Linked DNA regions of Homo sapiens: region 2 is linked to region 1. A link is a loop called in an ENCODE intact Hi-C map of the cell type or tissue named here. Cell type or tissue: GM12878. All regions are shown on one strand. Each heading gives the region's core, and the rest is flanking DNA. Links, peaks and the distances in the headings are about the cores only.

Evidence for each region. A loop is a pair of places that touch in the nucleus more often than their neighbours do. Peaks named below come from ENCODE experiments on the same cell type or tissue, not always from the same donor. Only the 100,000 strongest peaks of a DNase experiment are listed, where the experiment ranks them.
Region 2: it touches region 1 in a loop (6-fold over the local background); 14 of 110 quality-filtered maps call a loop at or near these places.

Annotation. Positions count from the first base shown.
Region 1 is chr22:20,151,560-20,163,709 of GRCh38, reverse strand. No RefSeq gene overlaps it. Among named protein-coding and RNA genes, the nearest start is that of CCDC188, 6.6 kb to the right of the region's middle. RefSeq lists an insulator at 6,433-6,670 and a silencer at 8,030-8,324. In GM12878, for the core only: a CTCF peak has its summit at 6,532 (motif pointing left); a DNase peak (open chromatin) is centred at 6,509; H3K27me3 peaks cover 133 bases.
Region 2 is chr22:20,449,480-20,461,629 of GRCh38, reverse strand. KLHL22 (kelch like family member 22) reads left to right here. Exons shown (of 7, transcript NM_032775.4): 5 at 3,630-3,822. It overlaps LOC124905085 (a long non-coding RNA gene), which reads right to left and starts at 655. Exons shown (of 3, transcript XR_007068014.1): 1 at 524-655. It also overlaps the pseudogene KLHL12P1. RefSeq lists a silencer at 1,702-1,900 and enhancers at 4,865-5,366, 6,115-6,284, 10,147-10,316, 10,464-10,633. In GM12878, for the core only: a CTCF peak has its summit at 5,185; a DNase peak (open chromatin) is centred at 5,199.

The DNA.
Region 1 (12,150 bases), core at 1,855-9,854:
TGATGGTGATGGTGGTGGTGGTGGTAGTGATGGTGGTGGTGGTGGTGGTGGTGATGGTGATGGTGGTGGTGGTAGTGATGGTGGTGGTGGTGGTGGTAGTGATGGTGGTGGTGGTGGTGGTGATGGTGGTAGTGATGGTGGTGGTGGTGGTGGTAGTGATGGTGGTCCTGGTGGTAGTGGTGGTAGTGATGGTGGTGGTGGTGGTGGTGGAAGTGATGGTGATGGTGGTGGTGGTGGTGGTAGTGATGGTGGTGGTGGTGGTGGTGGAAGTGATGGTGATGGTGGTGGTGGTGGTGGTAGTGATGGTGGTGGTGGTGGTGGTGGAAGTGATGGTGATGGTGGTGGTGGTGGTGGTAGTGATGGTGGTAGTGGTGATGGTGGTAGTGATGGTGGTTGTAGTGATGGTGGTGGTGATGGTGGTGATGGTGGTAGTGATGGTGGTGGTGGTGGTGGTAGTGATGGTGATGGTGGTGGTGGTGATGGTGGTGGTGGTGGTGATGGTGGTAGTGATGGTGATGGTGGTGGTGGTGGTAGTGATGGTGGTGGTGGTGGTGGTAGTGATGGTGGTGGTGGTGGTAGTGATGGTGGTGGTGGTGGTGGTAGTGATGGTGGTGGTGGTGGTGGTGGTGGTAGTGATGGTGGTGGTGGTGGTGATGGTGGTGGTGGTAGTGATGGTGATGGTGGTGGTGGTGATGGTGGTGGTGGTGGTGATGGTGGTAGTGATGGTGATGGTGGTGGTGGTGGTAGTGATGGTGGTGGTGGTGGTGGTGGTAGTGATGGTGGTGGTGGTGGTAGTGATGGTGGTGGTGGTGGTGGTAGTGATGGTGGTGGTGGTGGTGGTGGTAGTGATGGTGGTGGTGGTGGTGATGGTGGTGGTGGTAGTGATGGTGGTGGTGGTGGTGGTAGTGATGGTGGTGGTGGTGGTGGTAGTGATGGTGGTGGTGGTGGTGATGGTGGTGGTGGTAGTGATGGTGGTGGTGGTGGTGGTGGCAGTGATGGTGGTGGTGGTGGTAGTGATGGTGGTGGTGGTGGTGGTGGCAGTGATGGTGGTGGTAGTGGTAGTGATGGTGGTGGTGGTGGTAGTGATGGTGGTGGTGGTGGTGGTGGTGGTGATGATGGTGGTGGTGGTGGTGGTAGTGATGGTGGTGGTGGTGGTGGTGGTAGTGATGGTGATGGTGGTAGTGATGGTGGTGGTGGTAGTGATGGTGGTGGTGGTGGTGGTGGTAGTGATGGTGATGGTGGTGGTGATGGTGATGGTGGTGGTGGTGATGGTGGTAGTGATGGTTATGGTGGTGGTCGTAGTGATGGTGGTGGTGGTGGTAGTGGTTGTAGTGATGGTGGTGGTGGTGGTGGTGGTGGTAGTGATGGTGGTGGTAGTGATGGTGATGGTGGTGGTGGTGGTGGTGGTAGTGATGGTGGTGGTGATGGTGATGGTGGTGGTGGTGGTAGTGATGGTGATGGTGGTGGTGGTGGTAGTGATCGTGGTGGTGGTGGTGGTAGTGATGGTGGTGGTGGTAGTGATGGTGGTGGTGGTGGTGATGGTGGTGGTAGTCATGGTGGCGGTGGTGGTGGCAGTGATGGTGATGGTGGTGGTGGTGGTGGTGATGCTGGTGGAGCTGACCATGATGGTGGTTATGGCCATGCTCATGGTGACAGTGGTGATGATGTAAGTGGATTATCCACCCAGAGTTTCCTGGAAAAACAATTTCTGTGCTTCTCCAGGGCTGCCTGGTCCCTCCCTGCCTGGGGTTGGTCCCCAGAGGCAGGAAGAGCAGAGCGTGGACTGAGCCTGACAGGGCAGTCAGTATCTTGAGCTCGCAGAGAACATTTAATCTTAGTTAAAAGTAAATAAGTTCAATTACTGGGAGGGGAAGAAGGGCCCAGTATTTACCGCGAGCATGTGGAGTGATTACTCCAGGAGGTTCCCTCGGGATGCCAGGCTCCATCCCCACTCCTGTCAGGTTCACCCGTGGCAGGTGGGAGGGAACAGCATGGGCCCACCCTGCCCTTGGGCCCCCGGAGGGGCATCTCCCTCCTACCCCCCAGGGCAGGGGCTGCAGCATTGGCAATGCCCCCTTCCCTCCCCCAGCCCCCAACTCTTGGCAGTGTCCTGGCCCACGGACCCCTGGATTCCTGCATGTGGGCACACCTCAGCCCGTGGCAGGACACCCCCAGGCCCTCACTGGCTCTGTTGCTCACCTGCTGTGTTACCTCAGAGGAACCCTGCCCCTCTTTGAGCCCCTGTCCTCACCTGGGAAATGGGTGATAAAGGCAGGTGCCGGGGGATGGAGGTTGGTGCTGGTGGTCAGTGTCCCTGTGACAATGACCTATTGGCTATGCAGAAGGTGGGCCTCATCTTCTGAACTCAAGGAGTCCTCCATGAGCACAGCCCTCAGCCACCAAGATCCCCCAAACTCCCATAGTTCCTGAATCTCCACGGCCCAGTTCTGAGACAAGAGCCCTGGGGCTTGAGGCCCCTCAGGCAGGGCGCGGTGACAGCCCGTCGGAAGAAGGGCTTCCTCCTGCCCATCCTGGCTGGGCGCTGTGCTAGGCTGCAGGAGCCTGCATTGGGGTGGAACAGCTTTCAGGGGAGACAGAGTCAGATCCAAGGTCAACTGCCCAGCTCAGCCCAGGACTCTAGCCCTTTGCAACAAGATGGGCCAGGCCCCTCGCTGGAGTCTGCTCAGCAAGGGGCCTGTGGGTCCCTGGGCAAGCACTAGCCGGGTCCTACCCTCAGCCTGGGGCCTCCTTCCAGCCTCCTCCCTGGTGCAGCCCAGCTAGAGCTCGTTCATCCCCTGGGGGCTCCTGCCTCCCCCTTCCCTGGCCCTGCACTGGGTGAGGGCGCATCTCCTAGAACCAGCCCCCCAGAGTCTGCTGAGATTAGGAGACCTGGAGGTTACCCCAGGGACACCCTGCCCCTGTGCCCCAGACGGGTGTCCCCCCAACTATAGGTGATGAATGTCGAGGAGCTGCCATTATCATTAGCGTGAAATGTGCCGCCTCTGCCAGGGAGGAAAATCCCATCTTGGAAATACACCTCAGATGCAAGTTCAATTTCACCCACGGGGCCATAAAACCCTTTTTCCAATCACCTGGTGCTGTTGGGGGCCGGCATCATTAATCCTGGAGATGTTATTTAGAGCCAAGACATCACTTGGGGAAAAAATCAGGTCCACACTCCACCAGGAACCCCTCTCTATTCCCTGCAGAGCCCTCAGGAGATGGACGAGACTGCTCGGGCACCAGGAAGGGAGGGGCAGGGACGCAGCCACCCTCACGGCCCAGGAGTCACGCCTCACTTCATCAGCCCTCATGCCAAAACGCAGACCCTCCCTACCAGAGATGGGCCCGTCGGCAGATGGGAAGACTGAGGCCAGAGAGGGCTGAAGGAGCTGGAGGGCTGGAGGAACTGGTGGGCCAGAGAAGCTGAAGGGCTAGAGGAGCTGGTGGGCTGGAGGAGCTGGAGGGCCGGAGGAGCTGGAGGGCTGGAGGAACTGGTGGGCTGGAGGAGCTGGAGAGCTAGAGGAACTGGAGGGCTGGAGGAGCTGGAGGAACTGGTGGGCTGCAGGAGCTGGTGGGCCGGCCGGCCCAGCTCCACTTGCCCTGCCTGCCCCCAGCAGACACTGCCCTCCTCTTCGTCCCCAAAGCCCCCACCCGGCCCAGATCCTCTCCTGAGATCAGTATCATCCCACAGCCTTTTATAAAAAATCGTTTCCTTGATTATCGAGGGTAACAATGAAAACATGTAATTGAATCTCCAAGAAATTACCATTTTTATAACTTGCGCCCAGTTCCCGAGATAAATTAAACGCCTCCCCTGTATGGTGAGCCGCTCACTGCGCATCAGAGAGGGGCTGATACTGCCCTTTATCATCGATGCGGGACTTACTAAGAAGAATGCCTCACACTGCCTCCCGGGAGGCTCCTGGCACCTCCAGCTCACGGCCCTGAGTGGGCAGAGTTGGCCGGCTGGAGACGCCGGGTGGGTGGTCGGTTGGGCCCCCTCCTGATCACTCCTGGCCTAGCTGCTGGCTAGCTGGGTGGTGGTGTGGGTGGTGGGTGGGAGGACTGGTCAGGGTCTTAGTCCAGGCTCCCAGGAAAATCAGGCCTGCGTGCTGGCCAGGCAGCAACAGCTTTCTGAGCAGTGCAACCCTGGAGCCAGAGTAGGAAAAAGGCAGGGAAGCCGGGCAGGAGGAAGGAAGCGGAGATGGCAGAGAGGGAGGATTTACCCACCTGCCCCCCACCTGCTGGCCAAAGCTGATCCCACCCAACTGCGCCAGTGCCCAGAGGACCCATGACATTGCAAGGTCAGGCAGCAGAGCGGCTCTGGGGGAGGCAAGGCCCCGCTGAGGCGAAGCACCTCCTGGCACAGGGTCCGGGAGCAGGTTGGGGCAGCAGGGTGGCCACACCCACCCAAGGAGCTGCTGGGTTGGTCAGCAGAGGGGCGGGGAGGTGGGGCCAGCTCCTGGGATGGGCTGTCCATCTGTGAGCGGCTGGTAGTGGGTTTCCTGCTGGCAGTTGCTAGCAGCTGGGTTCTCGTGGCTGTTTGGCTGGCTGGGGGCCGTTTGGGTTGTGGGGAAGCAGAAGGCTCCAGCCTGTGGATTCAGTTTCCTGAAAATGTCTGCAGGCTGCACTCAGCAGAGCCAACTTCAAGCAAAGGACCCAAGAGTGACACTATTCTCGTGCAAACCACCATCCACAGTAGCCGGTTGCCTGAGAGCCCAGAGCCACCCCCTGGGGAACATCCACAGATCAGAACCCTGGCAGTGGTGGTGGCACAGCGAGGAGGGGTGCTGTCAGGGGACAGAGGACCTACTCCCTGAGGATGGGAGAACTGAGGCCCAAAGAGCGGCCTCCCACTTGATCTAGGTGAACTCAGGGTCAAGGGTAACAGGCTGAGGTCACCCAGGAGCCTCAAAGGCTGGCTCTGAAGGTGAGACCTTCTTTTGGGGACGCAGGTGGCCTCGGGTATCCCCTGGCAGCCGGCACAGAGGACTAGAGTCAGGTGGGCCGGGAGGAACACAGTTCAGGAAGGGGCGGGTACCCACACCCACAACTGTGCTCCCACCTTCTCTCCCTCCCCCGCCTGGTCCCTGACTTCCCAGGGTCCCCTCCTCCCGCCACAAGGCCCTGCTGCCCAAGGGCCCACCTGGAGGCTCCAGCGGGGTTTGAAACCCCCACAGTTGGGCAGCAGCACGTAACTTCTCAGCTGTGCTGGGCAGAGGCAAGGGAGGCCCCAGCACCTCTCATCGCAACTCCAACCAACATGGCAATGCGGGGCTGCAGGGGCAGACTGCCTGAGGACAGGGCTGGGCTCAGACCCCAAAGCCCAGGGTTGAGAGAGCCTCTCCTCCACTTTGCAGCCATCCCAGGCCCATTCCTCAGAGCCTGAGGCACCAACTTCCACCTGCTCCCAGCCCCACTCCCACCCAAGCCCCAGATCCCTCATCCCACCAGGATACAGCCCAGCCCACAGCCTGGCTCTAAGAAGTAGGCTTGTCAAGCCTGAGGGCCTCCAAAAGGGCTCTGTCTCCAGGCCCCGGGGAGGGCAGAGGCCCCAGCCCAGGTCAGAAAGGGGCGGAGTGGACGCAGGGCCCCAGAAGGCCAGCACTGAGATCCCTCCCCTGCCATGTCCCCAGTAAACCTCTGGTGTGTCCCCTTGAGGCCCTCATGAGAAGAATAAGGCAAGCAGGGTGGAAATGGTTCGGTCACTCCAGAGCAGTAGCCGTACCCAGCCTCCTGGCCAGCCCTCCTCCCCAGACCAAGGCCCAGGTGGCATCTCCCAGGGCAGTGCCAGTGCCAGCCTCCCGCCCTCCCCTGCTGTGGGGGCCGAGGCAGCAGTTGGAGGTGGGGGCTCCACCTCCCCAGCCTCCATCATTCCCTCTCAGGTGACTCTCCATGTGGTTTGCCTCTTGGAGTCCCTGCAGGGGGACCCTACTGAACTTAAGCTGGCCTCCTGCACGCTGGGAACCCGGCCATCCCTCTGGTTCCTGGTTCTTCCTCCAGATGGGCTCTCTCTTAGCTGAGAGCAGTGCCTACACCCAGGCCACCCTCCGTCCACGGCCTCACTGACCCAGGCCACAGCAGCTGCCACACCCTGGTCAGGGGCAATGGTGACCTTGGACAGGAGCTGGGACCCCTCCCCCAGCCCCAGCTGCCCACTGACAAGTGGGACAACCTGGGGCCAGGCCGGGGCTGCCCGAAGGCTACTATGCTTGGGAAGGCCCCAAGACAGGAGCCCTGCCCCTTGGGAGGGGTGGCAAACGGCCCCGGGACAGTGCCGGGGTGTCTGGGATGATTCGTCTCCATGTGAAATGTGGGATAGACACCCTAGACTCAGCAAGGGAACTTCTGGCTACCTGGCAAGCCCCTGCCCTAGGCCCCATGGGAACTTCGGATCCAAGTGGGGAGGGGGCTCCCCCTAGCACTGCCCCTTCCCTGCCAGAGCTTCGGCTGGGTGGATTCCTCCACCGCAGCCCCCGAGAACCACCTGGCCTGCTCTGGGCACTGCTTCTGCAGGGGCATGGTGCCATCTGGTGGTGAGACTGGGAACTGCACCACAGCTCCAAACGGTACCTGCACATAAGTCCTGGAGACTGAGGGGCAGGCATGGAGGGATTCTGGGGGCCCTGCCTTTCCTCACCTGCCCCTGGTCTCTCCCTCCACCCAGGAGCCTGGTCCTGGGGCACAGAGACAGGCTTCAGGAGCTCACAGCCCAGCACTGTGTTTCCTTCTCCAATGGGCAGCCTAGTCCCCAGCAGGTGCTGGGCGGGCACAGGGCAGTGACGGGGACGGGCAAGGAGTCCTGGCTCTTGGCCCCAGCAAGGACTTTGGAGATGACTTTGTCACCGACCATCAGGCACTCTGCCACGCTGTCCCCCCAGGCTCCACTGTCCGACTAGAAGGTAAGTGGTGGTCAGGGAGTGCCAAGAAGATGGACTGGCCAAGCCGGTGGGCTCCTCAGGGGCAGGGTGTCTCCGGGCCTGGGCAGACAGTTCAGCCCCAGTGACCCTGGAGCCAGAGGCCTGGCAGCCCCAGCATGGCCACTTCCTGGGGCCTTGAAGCCCTGGACACGCCGGCTGACAGTCATTTACTGGGGCTGCATTGTCCATGAGAGGATTTTTCCTTGACATTCTTATATCTCTCTGATTCTTAAATAAAAAATGTGAGAATCCATGTCCAGAGACTCACCCAGGAGGGAGACAAATGGCCTGCCATCGCCTGCACCCTGGGAGCGACTTGGCCATGCTGGGGAGGGGGCAGACAAAGGGTGCGCCCTTACCTCTCTGAGCCTCACCTCTGACATGGGGAAGCCCCAGGGACAGGGAGGTCGTGGGCCCAGCATCCCCAGCACTCTGCCCTTCCCCCCGACCCTGTTTCCAGGACCCGTTTCTCCCAGGTTTTCTGGGACCCCCAACCCTCCACATAGGGCAGCTCTGAGGGCTGGAGAGGGAGCAGATCCTGACAGGCAGCCTGGGTGGGTGTGGGCCAGGAGCCCAGGTTAGAGGGCACAGAGATGGGGTCCTCTGAGGGCTGTGGCTGGCCCAGTGACCCCGAGCTCCATCCATTCAGGGCCTGTTTCCTGGCTTCTGAGATATGCTCGGGAGCAGCCAAGCACAGGCGAGGTGTCTCACACCTGTAATCCTAGCATTTTGAGAGGCTGAGGCGGGCAGATCACTTGAGCCAGGAGTTCAAGACCAGCCTGGGCAACATAGCGAGACCCAGTCTCTACAAAAATAAAACAATAAAGAATTATCTGGGCATGGTGGCACATACCTGTGGTCCCCAATACACGGGAGGCTGAGGTGGGAGGATCCCTTGAGCCCAACTGGAGGCTTCAGTGAGCTGTGATCGCGCCACTGCACTCCAGCCTGGGCAACAGAGTGAGACTCTTTCTTAATAAAAATAGAAAATAAATAAAATGAGCTTGGGGTATGAACATCAAGTCCGCGGTGCAGACAGCAGAACAGCCCCATCTGGCCCCTGCCCTGGGCCGCAGCCTGGCTCCAGCAGGAAGGACTCGGATCTCCATGCTGGGAGTCCCAGCCTCTCCTCCTCTTTGTCCTCCCAGCCCATCCCTGGGCAGCGGAGGAGGGGCAAGGGCATAGGGCGGCCCCTCTGAACCAGGCTCCTCGAGGCCATCTGGACGCCCTGGCAACATGGGCAGGAAGCGGCTTCCATGGCAACTGGCGTCCAGGGAGGCGCTGCCTGGCAACGGGGCCATGGCCCCCCCAGCACGCTGCGCTGGCCACACTTTCCGCCCTCGAGGCCGGGAGTTCCGGCTTCCAGCCAGTGCCCCCGCCGCAACCGCGCCCTGTCCTGCACGACATCCCGGAGCCTGGACCTGAGGCGAACCCCCACGCCCACCCCAATCCAGGACACCGCTTGGCAGGGCGCTTGGCCTTTGTTAGCGTATCTGACCCCGTGAGTGGGGGACCCCAGGGATGGGGATCCAGGGCCGGGGATCCAGGGCCCCATCTCTCCAAGAATCTCCCACCTTTTCGGGCTCAGGGCGATTGGCAAGGACCACAGGGAGGGGTGAGAGGGGCTGGGGGAGGAGGGGCTCTATGGCTGACTGACGGAGCAGCAGTATCCTTCCCCGGCACAGGCCCGGGGAGAGGGGCGGGGGCGTCAGGGAGCTTGGGGTTTCCAGGCCAAGGAGGATGGTGCCCAGGGGCGAGGGTGACGGGAGGACACTGGGCCATCCAGGGTGTCCCGGGCGCCCCCTCAGGGCCACTGGGGAATCTCATCCGGGCCTGGGCACCTACAGTGGGACCTAAGGACCCCGCCCTGCTGTTCGCCCAGGAAGCCAGTGTTGTCTTCCTTATTACAGGAGCCACCTGTCTCTGTGAAGACCTCTCACTCCTCAGCATCCTGGCCCCTGTGGGGCACTTAGCAGGCTGGGGACACACAGAGCAGGTGCAGCCCCCACCCCACTCATTCAGGGACACAGAGAGCAGGGTGCAGCTCCCACCCCACTCACTCAAGGACACAGAGAGCAGAGGGCAGCCCCCACCCCACTCAGGGACACAGAGAGCAGGGGGCAGCCCCCGCCCCACTCACTCAGGGACGCAGAGAGCAGGGGGCAGCCCCCATCCCACTCAGAGATGCAGAGAGCAGGGGGCAGCCCCTGCCCCACTCACTCAGGGACACACAGAGCAGGGTGCAGCCCCCGCCCCACTCACTCAGAGACGCAGAGAGCAGGGTGCAGCCCCTGCCCCATTCACTCAGGGACACAGAGAGCAGGGTGCAACCCCCTCCCCTGCTGCTCAGGGCCTCCTCCACCCCACCCCAGGGCCACCTCGCCTCAGGGCTCCTCCAAGAGGCCTTCCTTAGCCCCCATCCCAAGTTGCCCCATGGGGTTTCGGAGCTCAGCACATCCTGAAACCCATGACATTCCGGCAAAGGATGAACAGGGCAGAGGCCAGGGGAGGGTCCTGGAGGCTACCGCCACCCTCTGGCAGCTAAACAACCTCCAGCAGCCAGGGCCAGGTGTCCAGCCGCCTCTGCTGGGGAGGCCCCACGTGGCACTGAGAACAGGAGAGAGGTCATCTGCAGAGAAGATATTTCGAGACACTTCTTGAGGTGGAGAGCGGAGGCTGACGTAGCAGGACAGCCTGGCGGGAAGAAGGCAAGCGGCTGGCAAGCAGTGGCCTCGTCACTGGTGTGAGGAGACGAGTACTGCGAACAAGCATGGCAGGACAGCAGTGGGAGCTGGTACTGTCCGCACTCCAGACCACAGCCCTGCAGCCCGAGATGCCGCCTGGAGGCAGGAGGCCTCCCTTCCAAGACCTGGCTGTCCGGCTTCCTCAAGTTAACAAGGAAAGAGGAGTGCCCGGCAGCTCTGCCTGTCTCCCCTATAAACAGGGATTGAAAAGAAAGAAAAGCCAGACATTTGAGCACTGAGTCTCATGTGAAGCTCCAAGACTAAACAAACAAAAAAGAACCGCAAGAGAGAAAATGCAGAAAGCAAAAGATTCGCCTCCCCCCAAAGCCACTTTATCCCTAAGAGCAGAACAGAATTCTCTGGAACAAGAAGAGGGGAGCTCAGGGAACAATGGAAATGTCTTGGAAATGAAAAACAGGACTGCTAAAATCCAAAACCAATTTTTTATTTTTATTTATTTATTTATTTTAAAACAGAGTCTGGCTCTGTCACCCAGGCTGGAGGGCAGTGGCTTGATCTCGGCTCACTGCAACCTCCGCCTTCCAGGTTCAAGCCAGTCTCCTGCCTCAGCCTCCCGAGTAGCTGGGATTACATCCGCACACCACCACGTCCAGCAAATTTTTGTACTTTTAGTAGAGACGGGGTTTCACCATGTTGGCTAGGCTGGTCTAGAACTCCTGACCTCAAGTGATCTGCCTGCCTTGGCCTCCCAAAGTGCTGCGACTACAGGCGTGAGCCACTACGTCCGGCCCCAAAACCAATTTTTTAAAAAGCAGAGAGAAAGTGTTTGTGTTTGGGTTCAGGGAAGTCTATCTACAAGCAAAGGTAGAAAGAAGGACTCACAGGATCAATTCAAAAGGCCCAACATTTGACTGACAGGAGTTCCAGAACAAGCAGGAAATGAGAAGAAATGTTATCAAAGAAATGCCCCGTCTCAAGGCAGAATGTGCTCACCAAGTGCCCAGCGTGGTGAGGAAGGAAAGACCCACAGTTGGTGTGACCCCCAGAGGCGCAGGGATCAGAGGGGACCCTGCAGGCTTCCGGGGAGAAGGCTGGCAGCCTGGCCAGCTCTCACCACCAAGGACCACGACCGGCCTTCCAGTCCTGTGGGAAAACGCCCTCGGCCCCAGTTCTCTTCCCAGCCCGAAGTCCAGCAGGTGTGAGGTCAGGGTAAGACGCTTCTAGGCTTGTGAGGCCTCTCAATGTCTCCTCCCACGTCACAGCACACTCCAAAACTCAGTGGCAAAACCACCATGACAGCCCGGGGCTCGATGGTACATGGCCGGCAACTTGGCTAACGTATGGGCCGGTTCTCTGGGGGCCTCGCTGGGCTTGTCCACCCATCTTTAGGCAGCTGGGGACCGGCTGGGACGACAGAAGCCTCTCCTGACCCATGGCCTCTCATCCTGCAGCCCAGCCCAGGCCTCCTGCAGGGAGGACAGTCCCCAGAGCCAAGCAAGAGAGGTCCAGGCCCAGCGCACAAGTGTCGTGCCAACCTCTGCCCACAGCAGCTTAGGAGCAGCCCATTGGCCAAGTGCATCCGAGGCCGGCCCAGAGCCCAGAGGTGGAGACCAGTACCCGCCTCTTGATGTAGGAGGTGAAGTCACCTTGCAGGGGGGCCAGGACACCGGGAGAGGAGGGAACGGGGCTCTTCCTACCATATGAGGACTTCTCCGAGCCAGCTTTCTGAGGGTTAACTGACGGCTGATGGGTTCAAGAAGGAGGACACGGGCACAGGGACTCAGGGGCAGTGAGGGGCAGCAGGGCCGATGGTGTGAGGAGCACCAGGGAGCAGGAGGGAACGGGCCTGGGGCGTGAATCTGGCCCTACTGTCGGATGAGTTCTCTTCCGCCACCCAAATCTGGTCCGACCGTTAACAGCGTGGCCTTCGGCAAGTGACTAAAGGGCTTCCTGCCTCAGCTTTCCCACCCATAAACAGAGGATAACAGGCCAGGCGCGGTGGCTCACGCCTGTAATCCCAGCACTTTGGGAGGTGGAGATGGGTGGATCATGAGGTCAGGAGATCGAGACCATCCTGGCTAACACGGTGAAACCCCGTCTCTACTAAAAATACAAAAAAATTAGCCGGGCGCGGTGACAGGCGCCTGTAGTCCCAGCTACTCGGGAGGCTGAGGCAGGAGAATGGCGTGAACCTGGGAGGCGGAGCTTGCAGTGAGCCGAGATTGCGCCACTGCACTCCAGCCTGGGCGACAGAGCAAGACTCCGTCTCAAAAAAAAAAAAAAAAACAGAGGATAACAATGGCATGTACTGGATCTGGCATAATGTAAATATTCAATACATAGCTAGAAAAGAATGTTTTAAAACCTCAGAGATATATTAGGTGAAAAGCAAAGCTGGGCTACAGGATGACCTCTTCTGTGTGAACCAGGGGCAGGGGACGGCAGCCCACCTCTAGGAGCTTAAAGAGGAAGCTCCTGTCTGCAGGGACAGGAGATAAAGGTGGGAAAAGCTTGGACACCAT
Region 2 (12,150 bases), core at 1,903-9,902, 300 kb before region 1:
TAGTCATGAAAATACTTAAGTCATGGAAATATAGAAGAAAAACAGTCTACTGAATTTTTTTTTTTTTTTTTTTTTTTTTGAGTTGGAGTCTCTCTGTCACCCAGGCTGGAGTGCAGTGGCGTGATCTCAGCTCACTGCAAGCTCCACCTCCTGGGTTCACACCATTCTCCTGCCTCAGCCTCCCGAGTAGGTGGGACTACAAGCGCCCACCACCACGCCTGGCTAATTTTTTGTATTTTTAGTAGAGACGGGGTTTCACCGTGTTAGCCAGGATGGTCTTGATCTCCTGACCTCATGATCCTCCCGCCTTAGCCTCCCAAAGTGCTGGGATTACAGGCGTGAGCCACCGTGCCTGGCCACAGTCTAATGAATTTAACAAGAATTCCAGAATATTTTTGTACCAACTCTAGGGTTCATGTCTGAGTTTACAATAGGATGATACAAATCTGAGTTAAAGTGACTCTCCTAGTCAGTTTCAGCTGCTATAACAAATACTATAGATGGAGTGACTTAAACAACATACCTCTATTTCTCACTGTCTGGATACTGGGAAGTCCAAGATCATGGTATTGGCCAGTTTAGTCCCGGTAAGGTCCTTTCCGTCTGTGTTCTCACATGGTGGAGAGAAAGAGCTGTAGCCTCGGGCACTAAGCCCATCATGGGGCTCCACCCTCATGACCTGATCACCTCCCAAAGGCCATGCCTCCCACTACCATCACAATGGGGGTTAGGCCTTCAACATAGGGGTTTTGGGGGAATCCAAACATCTAGTCCATAGCAATAAGTAAAATTGTTTATATCTTTATATGCAAAAATAAAGCTTATTTTTATTAGAAAAATATTACTTGAGGACTTATTCTCATAAAGTAGAAAATTAATTCAATAAAGAAGAAGAGGGATACAGGACACAACAGGGAAATAAGAAATCAGTGTAACTTTGGCTATGTCTAAATTATTGACATATGGTATCACTGTTGGTGTCTTTTTTTTTTTTTTTTTTTTTTTTTTTTTTTTTTTTTGGGGGATGGAGTTTCACTCTGTCGCCCAGGCTGGAGTGCAATGGCATGATCTCAGCTCACTGCAACTTCTGCCTCCCGGGTTCAAGTGATTCTCCTGCCTCAGCCTCCCGAGTAGCTGGAACTACAGCCACACACCACCATGCCTGGCTAATTTTTTTATATTTTTAGTGGAGACGGGGTTTCACCATATTGGACAGTCTGGTCTTGAACTCCTGACCTCGTGATCCACCCGCCTCAGCCTCCCAAAGTTCTGGGATTACAGGCGTGAGCCACCACGCCCGGCCCTGTGTGTGTCTTTAAATTTGAAGCCACAAATCCACATGAACTCAGCTTAAAAAGCTGTGAGGACAATAGACTCGAAGGAGCAAACAGGAGCACATGGAGGGTCCTATCTCACTCTGGTTGCAGACACTTGGGGTGCAGATGGTGATTGAGCCAGACTGAACACAAGAGAGGAGAGACTTGTATATAAAGGAGGAAGGCGCACAGGAAAGGCAGTGAACAGCACCATCCCAGCCAGTTGACGGGGCCCCTGTGAGTGCTGTGCCCCAATCCTGGACTGCTGGTCCCCTGCCAGACCTTCTTCTGGCTTGTGCCCCAGGTCATGCAGGTCTCAGACCCTGCCTTCTCAGGAGGCCTTTCCTGATCACTGCAAGGGAGCTCTGCCCTCCCCAGGCCCCGCTGACCAGCAGGTCACTCATCTTCTTACCTCCCTTTCTTTCTTTCACAGTGTCTGTCATTATATTAAGCACTCATTTGCTCTGGTTAGCCTGTTTCCATTCTGCAGGGGAAGGCAGGGCCCTGACCTCTTGAGGCTCCCTCTGGATGTAGTGCTGAGCACTGTGCCCCATCCACAGTGGGAGACCTGGGAATGTTGGTAGAGTGAATGAATGATTCATTGCTGGTAATCTTACTCCTTTGTTTAATTCATTCAGCAGACAGAACATAATCTGTCCTGAGCCAGAGGCTACACTGAGGTCTAGGAATATAGAAATGAACCATGATCCATCAGAACCCCCAAGTTAACAAGGACACTTTTCATGCTCGTCTTTTATGATTCTTCTTGATAGCTTTTCTAGGCAGGTGATATCACCTCATTGGACAGGTGCAGAACTGAGCGAATCCCAAGAGATTAAAACTGATGCCCAGGCACACCCAGCTAGACAGGGAAGAGCCCAGGATTCACACCAGGTCAGGGAGACCCAGGTGTGTGTTCCCTCTCTTGTTGGCCCTGCCTTCTGAGGCTCCTGTTTGCTGCATTCCTGGTAGGCGGCGGGGAGGGGCTGGCCACACTGCAGGGGCTGCAGGAAGCAAAGGATGAAACTGATCTTTTCACTAACCAGCATAGGGCACAGGCCAAAGAAAACTTTGGTTACTCTCTTGTGAGCCAGTTGAAGTTAGACTTGTTCTCTTTGGAATAGGTCTTCCTCTGCAGAAATAAAAACACTTGTCTGAAAGAGGCTGTAACTATCTGTGGGCTGTTGGGCAAGGACACTTCAGATACTGGCTTTGAGCTCACTGGGTCCTGGCCCCTCATGGCTCTGTGATCATCTCTGCTCCACATTGCAGGCCATGCTCCCTGTTGGTGCTCAGCCCAGGAGCCCTCCTTGGGTCCTGGCCAGACTCCTCCACCCTCGTGGGCCTGCCGCAACCAGTCTAGTGCCTTTTCTCCCATGGGGGTCCCTGGAATCTCACACACCCTGCCCTTACAGAGCCTGCAGTCCAGGGTGGGAGTTAACCCTTTCCACTTTCCCAGAGAGGGAGACCTTGAGTGGAGGGGAGGTCAGGAAACGCGGGGCTGGCAGCATGGTGGGAGGAGGTGAAAGTACGATGACCAGAGCCTTGTGTGTGCGGCTGTTGACAAAGCTGAGGGTATGATGGGTGCTGTGTGCAGGGCGTGCCTGAGAAGACCACTCCTGATGGAGTGCTGGGGGAAGTTCAAGGCTTGGAGGCCAATGAGGGGGCTGATGGCACCCATCCAGTGGAGAGGCTGTATTTGGAGGCCCTCCTGAGTGGGAGCAAGGCTATGTGGATGATGAGATGAGGTAAGTGAGATGGAAGTGGCTGTACGAACAGCCATTGAGGCTGAGGCAGGAGGATTGCCTAAGTCCATATCCCAGGTGTCAAGACCTTGTCTCTATCAAAAAAAAAAAAAAAAAAAAAAATAGCGGGCGTTGTGGTGCGCACCTGTAGTCCCAGCTACTTAGGAGACTGAGGTGGTAGGATCACTTAAGCCCAGGAGGTCGAGGCTACAGTGAGCCATGATTGTGCCACTGCACTTCAGCCTAGGGGACAGAGAGACCTCTCTCCACAAAAAAAAAAAAAAAAAAAAAAAAAGAGCCATTGGACAGCCCAGGTGGACAGTTAGGTGGAAACACAGGAGGCTCCTGGCCATTCCTTCCATGCTGTGTGGTGGGGAGCACCTGTGCTCAGGTGTGTAACAGCCTGTGGGCCTGGCTGTAGATCGGTGTGCACTGGTATGTGGGGTAGTTGGGGAGGGTTCAGGCTGGGCTGAGGCAAAGCAGAAATGGGACCAGAACAAGAGGTGCAAGCCTGCGGAGCAGCCTCCCTGCCTAGTCAGTGCTGTGCTTTCCTCATGTCTCGGCACAGGTATGACCCACGGCACAACCGCTGGTTCCAGATCCAGTCCCTGCAGCAGGAGCACGCCGACCTGTCCGTGTGTGTTGTAGGCAGGTACATCTACGCTGTGGCGGGCCGTGACTACCACAATGACCTGAATGCTGTGGAGCGCTACGACCCTGCCACCAACTCCTGGGCATACGTGGCCCCACTCAAGAGGGAGGTAAGGAAGCCCTCGAAGAGGGGCCTTCTCCTGCCTAATTTCCTTCCCCAGGATGTGCAAAGAGTGAGAGGCCTAGGTGTCAAGGCCTGTCCCAGGTCAGAGAAACAGGCTCAGTGAGCAGAATCCATGCTTCTCCAGAGACCCTGCATTGAATGCATTGATGAGGCCCCATGAGGTTCAGCCAGTCCACCTGGGGAGGCTCATCAAGGATCCAGACCCCATTGCTCAGAATTGTGCCCCACTTGTGAGTCTTACATGCTGAGACCTTGTCACACCACCTTGGCCCTGGCAAGCTGCTTAAACCTTGTAGTTCAAATGTGGATAGAACATTTGCTCTTTGTGCAGCTGAGACGAGCTGGGACACTTCCAGAGATGTTAAACAGGAAGGGACCCTGAGAGCTCACTGGCCTATCCTCAGACCTCTTCCCTCTAGGTCCCCTGAAGGGTGGCGCCTTCCAGAGCCAAGAAACACTCTAAGGTTTTATTTTTTATATTAAATCCTATGTTTGAATATTGGGACAACTTGAAAAAAAAATCACGTGCATCCTATATAATACCTTGGTTTATTCCAATTTGAAGATGTTTAAAATTATGTTCATTATGGAAAAATGATGTTTTAGGGAGGTGCCTCTCTTTTATCTTACGACTTTGGGGTACTCAGGCCTGGTGTAACAACCAGACATGGGATCCCAGGGAAGGAACAGGCCTTGCTGGCCCCCTACTTCCTGGGTCTCAGCCTCCGAGAACAGGGCATACCCTAGCAGTACTAGGGGTACCCTAGCAGGGCACCCCGCTAGTACTGGCATAGCATTTGTGGAGCACCTGCTATGGGCCAGGTACACCTTTGGGGATAACCGAGCACCTGAGAGGCAGAGGATGGTATGGGGGGCAGGTTCTACCTGCACTGCCTCAGGGAGTTTAGCAAGAGCTCTGGCCTTTGTAAGCCTCTTTCCAGTATCTCTCATGACCCCCAATTCCCCCAGGGACTTAGACTTTGACTTCAGGGGTCAGGGCTAGTGTCTCCTCAATGGATCCAGCTCTTCTTTATCCAGGTCATTCACACAGCCCACACAGATTTCTGTCTCTTGGGCAGCTGTGAGCTGCAAGCTGTGGCCTGCTCCTTGCTCTCAGCTTCTTTGGGGAGAAGGAAGCCTCTTTGGAAGGACACTCCGTACCCCCATCCTGGGGAAAGGAGCAGATTTTGCATGGAGAAGATCAGGAGGTCCTTGAGACCAAGTGGACAAGGAGGGCTCTTGGGTTCTGTTCCAGGAAGGGTGTTGGGGGAAGCCTCCTAGGTGGGTGTTGTGGGAGGGGCTTAGCAGTTTCTTTGTCTGCGGCAGCTGGGGAAGCAGCAGTTCTCCAGCTTGGCCACAGAGGGGCAGCCTTGGCTTTCAACCAGCTGCATCGTGGCTGCCGGTGTTCCTTCATGCACGCATTCATTCCGCAACTACTAAGCACCATGTACCAAGTCCTGGGAATCCAGTGGTGACAAGAAATGAGAAAGACTCCCCACTCCATGGTGTTTACAGCCTTGTAGGAGAAACCACTCTTAACCAGAAAACAGATCAGTAAAGTGGTTACAATTATGGTAAGTGAAATGAAGAGGGGGCTGAACTGGAGGATTTCCAGGGAGGGGGCTCTGGTAGGATGAATCTAGAGGGACTTTTTGGGGAATGTCCATCTGAGGAGATGTCAATTAGACCTGCCATTTACAGAGGGAGGAAATGTTACTGGGAATGTGTCCTCGGTTCTTGTCTTCTTGGTTAAGACTTTAAGCAAGAGACATGCATTAACGAAGATAAGTGTAAGGCAGTTTATTGCAAAAGTGAAGGTACATTCTGAAGGCCGAGTCAGAGCAGGCTGCTCCAGAATAAGATCGCCCCAACTGGCATGGGAAACCTCCCTTACAGGAGGCTTACATGATTATTCATAAATGGGCGGGAAGAGGTGTTACTCATAAGCATGTTTTGTTTGGGTGGTCTTCTAGCAGCGCATGCACTGTGGCTCTACGTGCTAGTGTATTTATCGCATGTCTCATTAGCATCTTAAATCTTCACCCAGGAGGTGTGTTTTTTACCACTGCAGTGAACAAAAGGTTACTTTCGAAGCAAGCAAAACTGGGGCAAACTATACAACACAGGCTCCCGGGGGTGGAAAGTTCCTTGTGGGGTTAGTTCCTACTTGAGCTGGATAAGCTTAACTGAAAGAGGGGTTGGGACTTTTGAAACCCCAGGTGTGGTTAACATGTCTCAGAGGTCATAGTCCCTCTGGCCATGCTAGGGGCTGAGGCCAACCTGGAGTCCACTTCCCTGCTCATATCTAACCATCTGCCTAGTCTAGCAGAAGGACCTTCCAGGGCAGGAGAGGGGCTCACAGCTTTTCCTGAGCAGGAGAGGAAGCATGGGGCATGCTTGTAGAAGAAGGAAGCCCAAGGATCAAGAGCAGAGCAAGCGAGGCTGGCCCTGGGTCATTGCGTGGTCTGGGCTGAAGACAGCAGTAGCCTGTGCTGGCACACAGCTGTGGAGCTGGAGGGAGATGGGAGGGTTCAGAGTGTAGCGTGGAGGTAAACTGATCAGGCTTGCTGATGGATCAGATGTTGGGGAATGAAAAAGGATAGGTCATGTTGGCAGGGCGCGGTGGCTCACGTCTGTAATCCCAGCACTTTGGGAGGCCCAGGCGGGGGGGATCACCTGAGGTCAGGAGTTCAAGACCAGCCTGGCCAACATGGTAAAACCCCATCTCTACTAAAAATACAAAAATTAGCTGAGCATGGTGGCAGGCGCCTATAGTCCCAGCTACTCAGGAGGCTGAGGCAGGAGAATGGCGTGAACCCGGGAGGCAGAGGTTGTAGTGAGCTGAGATCACACCACTGCATTCCAGCCTGGGCAACAGAGCAAGACTCTGCCAAGACTCCGTCTCAAAACAAACAAACAAAAAACCTCACAGGATTGGTACACTGAATATTACAAAAAGCCGATGAAAGAAATAAAAGAAGATGTGAATAGATGGAGAGACATACCAAGTCCATGGATTGGAAGAGTAAGAATAGTAAGAATGTCAGTTCTTTCCCAACCCAATTAATAATACATATATTAATACAGAATTCCTCATATTGATATAGTATTAATACAGGAATACTAGTATTCCTATCAAAATTTCAGGAAGGTTTTTTGTACTATTAAGGGAAAATGAAAATTGAAGCTGAGGTTTGGATATACCCCTAGGCCAACTGCCTGTAGCCATGTAACTGAAACTTAAGCTTTCCTCCCTCAGTGTGATAGCTTTACAAAGAAAGCTTATGCAGCTCCACATGCACAGTAGGGAACAATATTCTTCCTCATTCATGCTTTATAAACTGTGTTGTAACTGCTGTGAATTGGGGCTTCATACCACTTCCAGTTTGGGGTTTCCTGGTTCATGAACTCTTCTTTTACATGCACAATAAGCTTTTTAAAAATTTTTTTATTTTTATTTTTTTTGAGACAGAGTCTCGCTCTGTCACCCAGGCTGGAGTGCAGTGGCATGACCCCGGCTCACTGCAACCTCTGCCTCCCTGGTTCAAGTGATCCTCCTGCCTCAGCCTCCCAAGTAGCTGGGATTACAGGTGAGCACCACCATGCCCAGCTAATATTTATATTTTTAGTATCATGAAGGTTTCACCATATTGCCCAGGCTGTTCTTGAACCCCTGGTCTCAAGGGATCTGTCTGCCTCGGCCAAAGTGCAGGGATTAGAGAAGTGAGCCATCACATCCAGCCTAAAATTTTTTTTTATTGCTGGTCGCAGTGGCTCACGTCTGTAATCCCAGCACTTTGGGAGGCCGAGGATGGTGTATCGCTTGAGGTCAGGAGTTCAAGACCAGCCTGGCCAACATGGTGAAACCCCATCTCTACTAAAAATACAAATATTAGCTGGGTGTGGTGGCACACACCTGTAATCCCAGCTACTGGGGAGGCTGAGGCACAAGAATGGATTGAACCCAGGAGGCAGAGGTTGCAATGAGCCGAGATTGCGCCACTGCACTCCAGCCTGGGCGACAGAGTGAGACTGTCTCAAAAAATAATAATAAAATAAATTTCAAAATAAATAAAATAAATTTTTTAATTTTGATTTGATTTTACTTGTGACATTAGATGTAAATGAGATTATTCTGAAATGTATATATAAAGGCAAAGGAACTAGAATAGCTCAAATAATTTTGAAAAAGAACGATAAGATGGGAGGAGTCTGCCCAATTTCAAGATTACTACATAGCTACAGTAATCAAGGCTGTGGTATGGATACAGTGATAGACACATAGATCAGTGAAACAGAATGGAAAACCCACAGACCTGAGTAAATATGCCCAGTCATGTTACACATGATTTTGGACAAAGGTGCAGAAACAATTGAGTGGAGGAAAGATATCTTTCAGCAAATAGTACTGGAGCAATTAGACATGCGTCGGCAAAAAAATGGATATCAACCCAAGTCTCATACCATATACCAAAATGAATTCAAAATGGTTTATGGAGTTAAATGTAAAACCATAAAACTTCTAGAAAAAAAGAAGAAGAAAATCTTTTTTTTTTGAGACCATTGATTTTTAATATTTTCTTAAAAAAATACAAAAGAAATTAACTCTGTAGTACAGGTCAGTACACTTCAGGGAAAGAGGGAAAAATGGAATTTCAGAGCAAAGGTTGTTTAGGTTATCACATTCCCACACTCCCAATACCCATAAAACAAGAATTTCACTCCATGACACAGAGGAACATTGAATGATAGCTCAGAAATGTTGATAGCTGAGGTACTGAAACTAACAAAAGGATTTTGGTTGTCCTTGATTATTCTGTCCTGTAATGAATAAAATCTACACTAAAGGACAGGTAAGGAAAACTTATAGCAGAAAAAAGACTAAATGTACCAATCACAGCAGTACAAACCACTCCTTGGCAGAAGTGTGCTTCTAAAAGAATGGGGCAGTAATCAGGTAGCTGAACTACTAGGCTACTGTCACTCCCAGTCCATCCCCAAATAAATAGTGTGGAAGTGTAATAGTGTAGTAGTATTTGATTCAACAAAGAAAGGCTTTCACCCCCATTCAAGGTTAACACTGCCATGGCTAGATGACCCCTGGCAGGCAATAAGATGACTGTAAAATCACAGGTACTTCTAGTTTATCCCCAGTTATACTGAACTCCCACATTTATGTCATCTTCTCTCATCCCAACATTGGTTCACTCTTTTATGCTGTCTCCAGTGTGAAAGACCTTGGGGAAATAAAAAGATCATTCAAAGAATATACCCTTCTCAGTCTTCCAGGTTATGTAATACTTCAGTGCTGTTCTAGGTTCACTCACATTCCATCAAATTCAGTTTAATTCACTGATTCTAACTTCAATTCTGATATACAAACCCTGACCTCCAAAAGAAGTGTCAGATGAGTATCTCTCCCTTGCCCCCAAAGTTTTGTGGGGCTCTCCCTTTTGTTTCCCTTTAGAATGGAACTGTGTTGCCCCTAGCTACCTGTAGATTAGAAAATGTATTTGTTCCTGGAAAAAAAAAAGACTTGGATTTTACCAAGTTTACTTAAATTGGTATCTTTCCAATCATCTAGGCTGGATATTGCTCACATCTAGTAGGCTATACTCACCTTAGTTCTTTGCAACATATGAGGCACAACATACATATAGTACACCAAGCACGTGGTAAGTTAGAAATGACAGGAAAGTGCTCCCCAAAGTAGTGGGAGAGGTAATGTGGTCTCTCACATCCATTCAATGTGCATTCTTTTCCCTGGAGTATCTGTTACCCACCCTTCTCAGGAACAACAACCAGGACGAGGGGGAGTATGTGTCAAATAAGTACAATCATCACTGCACTGGTGCCTGTAATCACCCTGTGCACATAGTGAGAAACAGACATTCTAGAAAGGATTCTTGATTCTCCCACTAACTGTCCACTGGACTGGTCACTAGCTCTGGATGGTGCTCCAACAATGGTCACTTCTTGTGGAGAACACACACACCAGCATCACAGCGCTGGGTTCCCATGGATGTCACGACTTCCCAGCTGTTGATGATAGGGTTGTAACATTCAATGCTACTTAGCAGGGACTTACCTTCATATCCTGCAATTGCATAGAGTCTCCCCCGAAGCACTGTGGCCCCTACATAGCATCGTGGAGTGGTCATACTGGTGGCAGTTGTCCGGGAATCAGTGCGAATGTTGTATGCTTCAACGGAAGAAAGGTGGGCTGTACCATCAAATCTCCCCACCACATAAATACGGTCATTCAGCAGGGCTACTCCTGCACCAGAACGCTTGGTGGCCATTGGTGTAACATTAGTCCAGTGTCCTGTATGAGGGTCATATTTCTCAACTGAATTTAAGATATTCAAGCCGTCATATCCTCCTAGACAGTGGATCACTCCACTGGCCACTACGAGTCCGGCACCTTCCCGGGCTGTCTGCATATCTCCCAGCATGCTCCTCTGGTCAATGTTTGGATCATACCGCTCCATACTGGTGTGACGCCTGCTTCCATCAAAGCCTCCAGAGACATAGATCAAATCTCCCAGGGTGGTGGCTCCAGCAAGACCTCATCAGACATTCATAGGGGCCACAGAATACCAGACCCCATCCTCATCTGCTGTGTAGTCTAGACATTCCACTGAACTAAGGCTGGAACGACCATCACAGCCACCAATGACGTAGATCTGGTCATGTAGGGACACTGAGGCCACATAACATCTCTTACAAGTGATGCTTGGCAAAAAGCTCCACTCCTGAGTCTTGGGGTCATATTTCTCTACTGCATCGATGGGAGACTGCTGGCTTCCGAAGCCCCCAGCCACCAAAAGCACTTCATTGGCTCCTAGGCGAGCCCTTGTCCTGGGTCCCTGCATCTGACTCTGAAGTTCAGGCCTCAGATGAAACTTCTTTGCTTCATCAACCAGATCCCTGCATTGTAAACCATAGTGGATGAAAGGCTCAGCATCTATTACATCTGTGATATACCTGAGGGTTAGCAGGGGCATCTGCATATACTGTAGCAGGCTGGGCAAGGAGTCTTTCTGCTCTTTCTTGGCATGCTTCACCCAACTGATGACAGCCTCAAAGACTGGTTCTTCAGGATCCACCTGAATTTCATCGCACTTGATTAGCTTTTCCACCTCTCCTTGCCTCAGAAGAATGAACTCTTCATGCTGTACCACTTCAGGAAAATTCTTCTGGCTAAAAACCTCAGCTGCTTGTGTCAGGTCAACACAATTGTGGGTTTCAGCAAAATCCCTAATACCCAGGCAATTAGAAGGGTCCAACTGACTTTCTAAGAACTCACAGCAGGCTTGTTTCACACCTTTCAACTGAAGCAGACAGGCTGCAGGAAGCAGTTCCTGTACATTCTCCATGTCACATGTACTGTTTCCGTGTACACAAAGTCCAATAAAATTTCCATGGTAGAGGCAGTCAAACCTTGGATGTCAACATAGGGTTTCCCCTTCTATAAAGGTCACTAGTGAACATGGCACAGAAGTAATCACTACAGGCAGCCAGCACAATCTCATGGGCAGGAAAGTCTTTCTGCTCTACTCAATGTCACATCACAGAAGGTATTGCTCTTCCCAACGGAGTTCATTGAACTGAGGATTGATTTAGCATGAGTATTTGTCATTATGTCTTTGGGGGCCATAATGCCTCCCATAAAGCAGTGCGGAGAAAGAACAAAAATAGGTCCTTGGATTCTGCAACTCTGCTTCTGATCCCACACAGCCGCGCCAGGGCCTGTCCCCAGCCTGTGGGGATGGAGTGGGGTGCGGGTCCAGCAGGTGGCTCAGGAGGAGCCGAAGCGTCGCCGCCGCCGCCCCGGCCCGGAGGCTCTGGAGCTGTCCGGGTCTGCTCCCTGCGGCCACGCGACGTGATGACCAGAAGAAAATCTTGAGGATCTAGCTAGGGCTAGGCAAGGAATTCTTAGACTTGACCCCAAAAGCATGAGCCATAAAAAGAAAAATTGATAAGCTGGACTTCATCAAAATTAAAAAATATTTGCAAACCACCTATCTGACAAAGGACTAGTATTAAATAAATACATATATAAACAACTCTTAAAACTCAATAAACGGCCAGGTGTGGTGGCTCACACCTGTAATCCCAGCACTTTGAAAGGCTGAAGTGAGCGGATCACGAGGTCAGGAGTTCGAGACCAGAGACCAGCCTGGCCAACATGGTGAAACCCCATCTCTACTAAAACTACAAAAATTAGTTGGGCGCGGTGGCACACGCCTGTAATCCCAGCTACTTGGGAGGCTGAGGCAGGAGAATTGCTTGAACCTGGGAGGCAGAGGTT